2 separate regions of the Homo sapiens genome follow, and region 2 is linked to region 1. The links are chromatin contacts, found by Hi-C or POLR2A ChIA-PET in ENCODE. All regions are on one chromosome and are shown on one strand. Each heading gives the region's core, a stretch centred on a gene start or an enhancer-like site at or near the end of the contact. The rest is flanking DNA. Distances are from core to core; before and after follow the strand shown.

Region 1 (4,362 bases), core at 1,025-3,524:
CAGCAAAGTCCTAGATTTGGGCTGGCATGTGACCAGATGCTGGTCTATTTTTATGCTGAGGTAAATGGGACAATTTTCCCAGGAATTCAGTAAAAACTGTAAAGGGGGTATGTGCTTAAGAGGGCAGAGGAGGATGCGTATTATACACTGCCACAGTAAAGGCCACTTCGAACAAATCTCCCCCACCCCAGGCAAATAGGTATAAATGATGGCCTATTAACTGGAAGAAGTTAGAGGGGGTTTTGAATGTGTGGACTGAGTATGCCAAGCAAAGGAACAGTGAGCAGGGAAACTGGCCTTGGAACAAGTGGATTCCACTGGAATGAAACAGGTCAAACTCAACATATCCAAACCGGAAAGCACGACCTTTCCCTTCAAACTCCTCCCCACTCCCTAAGTACATTCATGAATTCAGCAAGTATTAAAGCGGCCACTAGTGCCAGCAAGTACTGGCTCCAGGCATACACCCTTGAGCAGAACAGACGTAGTCCCTGCTCTCAGAGAACTTACAGCAGAGTGGGGAGACTCATATCATCACAAAAATAAATGATTAATTACACATTTTGACATTGCAATGACAGAAGGATGTTTGGTGCTATACATCTTTAATAAAGCTGGTATACTGCTACTAATTTTTAGGTGGTGATTATAATGAATAAACACAAAGGATTATTAGAAGGCATCCTGAGGATAAAACCTTTTAAGTACCACATAGTTTCCTATTTAGGGGAACAATATTCCATTAAAATTCACATTTTTGGAATTTGATTTCTTTCTTTTAAAAATTTATTTATTTTTTGCCCTTTTCCCCAAGTTCTGATGGAATTTGGTTTCTGTTTAGTAATGTTTGCTAGAATATGTACTTTTATATGAAACATTTGCATATTTGTTATTAGTACGATTAATCGTATTGTCACTGAACAAAAAGTAGAAGTAAATAATTTTGTTTGACGGGTAAACCTCTTCCATGTTCAGCCGATCTTTTTTTTTAAAAAAAATTATTATTATTTTCCCCAGATCAGAGATGTACAGCCCATCTTTCAATGATGATTCTACTCAACTGCTCCTGTGCCATCTCTGGTCCAGAGGATGTAATTCCTGCTAACTTGAAAGGGCAAAACTGACAAGTGCCTATTTCAGTAGCTTATTACCACTTAATGACAGAGGATAGCTTCCAGGAAAAGTACTATAATACATCGAAAAGGGGACTTTTAACTGTATCTGGTAGAATTCCAAAGCATTTAACACCCACTAGGGTCAACGCGGTGACTCCCATCCTACTGAAGTGCAGCCACTTCTGGCCTGGAGCGCAGCTGCTGGTTAACAGCTGTCCAACCTCAGTGCTCCCCACTCGAGACCTTTAAGAGGAGCTCACCGAACCCAATTAAATAACATATATCGTTAGTTTCAAATCACGCTTCTTGTGTCGTGCAAATTTATCTGGAACGGAGAGAAGTACCTCGTGCTTCTCGGGACTTCATCAACTCGGTTTTGGCAATTTTCTTCCTACTTCTTTATCCCTTTCTCTTTCCCCCCATGTACCACTCTAATCTGCCAGACGGAACAATTTAGCCTTTTTCAACTAAAGGACCGGAGGAAGGAAGAGTTAGAGAACTGGACTTGGGGATGAGCGGTGGTGTTAAACATTTACCGGGAGAGGGGAAGGGGCGGGTGCGCGAACAAAACCCCCAGGCAACGTTCCTCCAAGTGTGCGGCCCTACCTCCCGGTTCCCCCGCCTCGGGCAGGGCCGGACTGCCCAAGGCAGAGGCCAGCAGAGGAAGGAGGGCCGGAGCCCCCGCCCGCACCTTCCCCCACTCCAGCCGCATTTTCCCCGAACTCGTACGGGCGCTGGCCTCCGGGCAGCAGCCGGCCCGCGGGTCCCCGCGGGAGGAAGGCGAGCCAAAGCCCGGCGGCCACTCGGATTGTTACGCGCATTCAACTCCGCGGAGTGCGGGGCGCTGGGGTGCAGAGGGGTCTCCGCCCGGCGCCACCCAGGTCCCCAGGCGGGAAGCGGCTCAACTGGGAAAGCAGCCGGCGCCCGTGGTCTCCGGGCCGGCCGCCCGCGTTCTTCCGGCCAGCCCCCCGCGGAGGGGAGGGGCGCCGACGCCGCGTTCTCGGGGCCCCGCAGCCGGCGGAAGGGCCGCGCATCGCGGAAGCGCGGCGGCAGCTGAGGATCAGCTGCTGGAGGAGGCGGAGAGGCAGAGGGAGGAGCCTCGGGGGGAAGGAGAGGGAGGGGACCGTCAGGAAGCCGCGAACGCCGCCGAGTGTCTGCACACCTCGCTCTGCCTGCCATGGCTGGTTAAAGAACCATCCGGATCGCAGCGCGGGGGGAGGGCCGGGTGGGGGGAGCAGCGGCCGCGCGTGAGGCCGAGGGAGGGGCGGCGGCGCGAGCGGCGGCGGCGGCGGTTCCAGCATGAAGAGGAGAGCTGGCCTGGGGGGCAGCATGAGGTCAGTGGTGGGCTTCTTGTCCCAGCGGGGCTTGCATGGGGACCCCCTGCTCACTCAGGACTTTCAGAGGAGACGCCTGCGGGGCTGCAGAAACCTCTACAAGAAGGACCTCCTCGGCCACTTCGGCTGTGTCAATGCCATTGAATTCTCCAACAATGGAGGCCAGTGGCTGGTCTCAGGTAAATCAACCCCCTTCCCCTCCCCGCGCCTCCCCGCACCCTCCCAGCCTCCCCCTCTCGCTCTCCCCCGTCACCCTCCTCCTGCCCTCTGTCCCCACCCCCTCCCTTTCTCTACCCCCTTCTGCGGTGGGAAGGTTTGGTGTCAAATTAAAACCATTGCAGGGGGAGGGGAAGGAGAGGATGTCTTCTATAAAAAAGACCTAAAATGGTTGACAGCTCCTTAATTCGCTTTATCCCAAGTGCAAAGTGATCTCTCCTGATGCCTGCCCTGAAAGTGTAGGTCGGGGAGGGGGGCGAGGTTACCGCTCTACAAAGTTTGACGGCAAACTCTTCCTCCGCGTACTTTAAAAGGTGCTGGGGGCATTTTGGGGATGTGGAGGGTGAGGAGGCCGAGGAGCGCCGGAGGCAAGGGGGAGCTGAAGCCCCCGTCGCCGGCGTTAAGGAAAAGGGGTCTTGGGGCTGGGAAGCGGGCGGTGACAGACCCGGACGCCGAGGGGCCGGGGGCTGCGACCCGGGGGCTGGCGGGGTCTGCAGAGGGGAAGTGACTGGGGCGGTAGGGTCGCTGTGGGCCGCCCCCCTCGGCGCTCTTAGAGGCCCAGCACCATCGCCTTTCGTTCGGTTGTGGCCTCTTCTGCGTCTTGTTTTTAATACAGTTTCGAGAGTGGCGAGGGCTGTGGAGGCTAAAGGGCACCAGCCTGAACTTGAATGCGCAACTTGCGAGGCAGGCGGTAGGGTGGGGGACCCCCGGGAGACTTGTTGGCGGGAGCCCGGCGCCCCGCACCCCGTTTCCCGCGGCCGCTGTTGCAAGTGGTCTCTGCTTCTCCTCCCTCTCGCCCAGACGGGCCTGGTTGCCCCCGGGCTCTCCCTCTGGTTTGGGGAAAGTGGCGAAATCGAGGCCGGGGCTCCGGCCGGGCGGTGTAGGCCTCGCTCTCCCGGGGCTCCTAGCGACAGGCAGCTGAATCGATAGCCTATTGCTCCCGGGGAGGCCCGGGCCCCGCGGGCCGCGGCGACAGCTGCCCCTGGGGAGGTGCGCCTGCTGCCGGTGGGGGCGCTCGCCGCCGTCGTCCCCTCCTCCCTGGGGTCGCGGGCCCAGGGCAGGGGCGGGTGGGAATGGGCCTACGTGAGGGCTAGGGGGCGGCTCCCCGAAACCTGGCTCAGGGGAGGGGGGGTGAAGACGGCTGATTGGGCGTTCCTGCTTGGCTGCTGCCCTCTTCTGTCCCTTTTCCTATATTGGGAGGGATGAAGGGGGAACCCAGCGCTGGACGTGGCGCTTAGCTTCACCCAGGTCGGTCCCTGAATGTCTTTCTAATTTGTGTCCGTGAGCAGCTCGCCAGAAACTTCTGGGATCTTGGCAAAGCATCCGTCTTCGCGAGTAACCTTCGGAAGTGACATGGGGCGTACAGTCCAATTTGGGGGTAGCAAAGAGAAAGGTCTTCTGTGATCATTTTATGATAAACCTTCTGGGGTCTGTCCAGAACTGACTTGACTTTTGTACCCCAGATCGTTTTCTCTTTGACTAGGTAGATTTTGGCCCTAGATCATCCTCTGAAGAAACCTGATCTTTCAGACAAAAGCCTCCTTCCCCCACAGCACCGTATAAAATTTTATCAAATAAATTTGAAGAGCAAAAATGGGGGAAGACCTCTTCTTTATAGACCTAGCTCCCAGTTTCCCTGCTGTTGTTTTTTATGTATTCATAAAACTCCCGATGTATTACAACAGAGAAGTTCCCAG
Region 2 (3,896 bases), core at 532-3,031, 330 kb before region 1:
CTGTAGCTCACATAGCACAATACTGGAAGCTCCCCAAATACACTCCATGTTGCTCCAAGCCTTCATTTAGGGGGTCAGAGATAAGCTGAACTTTGGAGGAACTCAAGAAGCCTGTATCCCATTAAATCCCAGAGAGAAACCTGTCAGAAGCAACAAAACAACATGAAACCAGAGATATAAAATGTGAGCTACTGTCCACAGCTCCATTTGTTCTGCGGTCTTATAGAAACATTAAATTATTCATCAGAACAGAACATCAGCACCCACCACTACCACATCCACATGATCTGTGGTCCTGGGAACATTGGAGGCCCCCTCTGCTCAGGGGCAGACTCATAGAGTGTGGGATGGGGAAGGGGCATCTGGATACCCCTGGTTTCCTGGAAGGGTCACACCTCCGCGGAAGGGCTGGACAGGGTCTGCATTCTCCAGGCCATACCAGTAGTGAATCTCAGAACTGAAATTGACTGGAGAGTGGAAACTGTCCAGAAAATGGCCCACAGCACCTGCAGCCAGTTGGGAGCTTCCTGCAAGTCCAGGGCTGTGAACTCCCTCTTCCCTCAATACCTCCCAGGCTAATTTGTAAGTGGAGAGTGGCTACCGATGTCCGCGGAGTCGCGTCTGAGTTGGGGACCAGGCAGCTGGGGCTGAAGGATGGTTGGGACTACCCTGTCTCTCTCCACCACCCCTTTCAGAGGATCAATCCTTGGCAGAACCAATCTATCCCCTCCTTCACTCCAGCTGCCTCCCTCCTTTCCAGCTCCTCCGTCTGAAGCACTAGAATCTCTCTTCCCTGTGCTCACTTTTAAAAAAATTATTTCAAGGGACAGTTGGAGGGGTTGCCAAGGTCACTTCCCCATGGACAAGCACCCTTCCTGGCCCTTCCTCCCTCCTTAGCCTGAGCCTTTCAGAAGGGCCAGGTCCCTCTCCGTCTTAAGGGTGGGTGGTTGGCGGGAGGGAGACACTCAGGCCCGGTCCTCGCGGCCTGGGTCAGGGGTTGTGAAGACGATGGAATTGACAGTGGGGGTCCCGGGGTTGGGGGCATCTTTGGCTAGAGATGGAGTTTCTGCCTCCCCTCAGTCTGGCCTGATCTGACCTAGCTGGGATCCCACCCCGACCACGGTCTCTTCTGCCCACACCCAACATTCCCACTCGAGGGTCAGGTTCATTCCATAGAGAATTTGCCACCGCCCCAGGGCAGGGGCCCCATCTCCATTCTCCCGGCCCAGACTATGGTCCACATTTTCCTGCGGGAGCCAGTGTAGAGTGAAAAGGGGTGACGCCAAGGTCACACAGGAAAGCAGAGGCACGACGGCGACTGGAGGGGGTGGGAGGGGTAACGACGCCCAGGCTCTCTCCCCGGCGGTCTCCTTGGGGCGCGGGGGCGCACTCACCGCCGGGACCACTTGGCCGACGGCCTGCCGAAAGGCCTCTTCCACAGCACGCCGTAGAGCTGCACTTTGGTGCTGATATCCAGGGCGTCCGAGTCAGCCTGCTCCAGGGACGGCGAGGGCGACACCGAGTTGGACTTGGACGTGAACATCCTGCCTCAGCGGGGCTGTGCCCGGCCCGGACCCCACCTCCCCGGGGTCAGCAGGGACTCGGGGCGAGAGGCGAGGGCGGAGCCGTCGGAGAGCGTCCCAGCGAGCAGAGAAGCAGAGCGGCCCGGCCCGGAGCTGCAGCATCAAAGCGCGCTGGGCACTGGACGCGGCACCAAGGGGGCGCAGGGCGCGTAGCCGGCGGCTTGGGCTCCGGATTGCAGAGGGCCGGGCGGGAACTCCGCGGGGAGGGTGGCTCAGCCTCGGGCCGGCAGCATCTCCTCCCCTCCCGCCCTAGCCACCCACCCCCCCGGCGACAGCCCCAATTCTGGTGGCCCCGATTGGCTGGGAGTGGCAGGTGAGCCGGCGGGAGGCCGGCCTCGGGCGCCAATCAGGGCGGGCGCCGGCTGGAGGGCCGGGCTCCGTGCGTCCAGAAGGTCCCTGCGGGTCGCAGGGCCCGGGGACTTGGCCGCAGCGCGTCCCCGTCCCCGCCCCGCGCGCCCAACACCACCCCGGGGTCCCTCTCGGCGAGCAGCGCCGACATCGAGACGAGGGCCACGTCCGCTTTGCAATGGGGTTGGAGGCACTCCTGCAGACACCTGCTCGCCTCGGGGTGGAGGAGAGGACGGAGCTAGGGCGTAGGGTCACACACTCCGGCCTGGAATTCCACCGCAATTCCTACCGCTCCGTGAACTGCGGCGGTCTGGCTTTTCTCCCCAGTGAAGTGGCGATGCCTGATGCCCCGGGCAGGCGGGTGGCCAGGTAGGACTTCAGGAAGTGCCCAAAGTGCCCGCATGGGGAGGGGCTCCATCAAGATTGGGTTCCCCCCAACCCTTCCCCCTCAGGTGGGTTTCACTGTGCTCCGCCGCCGCCGCCTAGCGCGCATCGGATCGGATTTCTCTTCCTGGAACCTGACCGTGTCTGTGTCGGCATTTGGCACTCAACGCCAGTCTGGAGCTATCCGTGCAGTGTGTGTCCGTGATTTATCTGCGCGCCTGGCCCGCGCTCCCTGGGACCAGCTGTTCCATCCGCTTCCGCTCCTTTCGGAGTTGGCGTTTGGGGTGACCGGCTCATTTTCAGGCCAGGGAGATGCCGGCCGGGCCCCAGGGGACCGCCTCCTCCCGGCAGGTGGAAATGCTAGGCTGGCACAGCTGCCTGCCCCGCGCCACCTGCCAGGCGTGGAGACCGCGCAGTGAGCGGCCGCCCGCCAGACCACGCCGCAGTCGCGCTTTTCCAAGATGAGGAGCCAAGGACGCCTCTGGAAGTCGGATTGCAACAGAAGTTTACAAATGGTTAGCCCGAGAGCCAGATCCACATTGCTTTATGAATTTGCCCCAAGTTTTTAAATTGAGGTATACTTCATGGTAAAATGCACACATCTAAGTTATTTCTTTGATGAAGGTATATAAGATGTAACCCCACCCAAAGCAACAGACAGAACATTTCCATCACCTGCAGAAAGTTTCTTCATGCCCCTTTATAGTCAATCAGCCCCCCAACAACAACCACTTGTATCATTCTTACCACCTCTGCACAGTAGACTTAAGTCTTTGAATGTAATGCCTAAAGGCGCATCCCCACAGGCCCCATCATCCCCTATTGTCTGACCTGCCTGGCCCCTCTGCAGGCATTTGGATGTGTGACGCCCACTAGATGTTCCCCAAGGCCATGCTAGATCTCCCCATTTTATGACTCTAGCTAATCATCACCCTGGTACTCTTCCCTTAACCCCCTCTGGGGTTCCCAAGCTCAGACAGCATCCCCTTGTTGCTCACTGTCAAGAAGTGCCCATCTGAATTCCTTGCACTTCTCTCATGGCTCAGGCCCCCATGCAGAACATCTCAGGCCAAGCCTTAACACAGGGCCCGGGGCTTGGCTCCATCAGGTGGGAGGAGGTGGGACTGGGAAGATGATGAGAGCCCGGGGCCAGAGTACAAAGTGGACATTTTCTGTATATTTTTTGTCTATTTCTGACACATGGTCTAATGCTTGGAAATCTTCCCACTTTAGGAGCCCTGCTTTTCTTTTCTTTCTTTTTTCTTTCTTTCTTTTTTTCTTTCTTTCTTTTTTTTTTTTTAGAGAGATGGGGGTCTCATTATGTTGCCCAGGCTGGTCTTGAATTCCTGGCCACAAGTGATCTTCCCACCTCAGCCTCCCAAAATGCTGGGATTACAGGTGTCCTGCTTTTCTAAGATGAAAGCTAGAAAACTTGTGTTAGGAGCCTGTGGTCTGGAGTTCACCAGTCAAGGGCCCCTGACTTTGAGTTGCAGGTAACAAATGTGAGGAAAAAGCATACACAGGCTTGCACTTTTCAAGGGAACATGGTGGCACATGCATCTGACGTGCCTTGGGTGACAG

Evidence for each region. A loop is a pair of places that touch in the nucleus more often than their neighbours do. ChIA-PET counts read pairs that join two places held with the same protein, here RNA polymerase II (POLR2A). Pooled maps may share reads with other maps.
Region 2: a loop to region 1 is called in a pooled map, with 2.8 times the contacts of the local background. The contact joins the promoter of PLEKHD1 here to the promoter of DCAF5 in region 1. A Hi-C loop is called at or near these places in 3 of 50 pooled maps. POLR2A ChIA-PET finds 5 or more read pairs at or near these places in 2 of 52 experiments (CD8-positive, alpha-beta T cell and HCT116).

Annotation. Positions count from the first base shown.
Region 1 is chr14:69,151,031-69,155,392 of GRCh38, reverse strand. It overlaps DCAF5 (DDB1 and CUL4 associated factor 5), which reads left to right and starts at 2,274. Exons shown (of 9, transcript NM_003861.3): 1 at 2,274-2,628. The coding sequence starts at 2,415. RefSeq lists silencers at 1,830-2,469, 3,290-3,339, 3,500-3,959.
Region 2 is chr14:69,482,613-69,486,508 of GRCh38, reverse strand. It overlaps PLEKHD1 (pleckstrin homology and coiled-coil domain containing D1), which reads right to left and starts at 1,781. Exons shown (of 13, transcript NM_001161498.2): 1 at 1,395-1,781. The coding sequence starts at 1,543.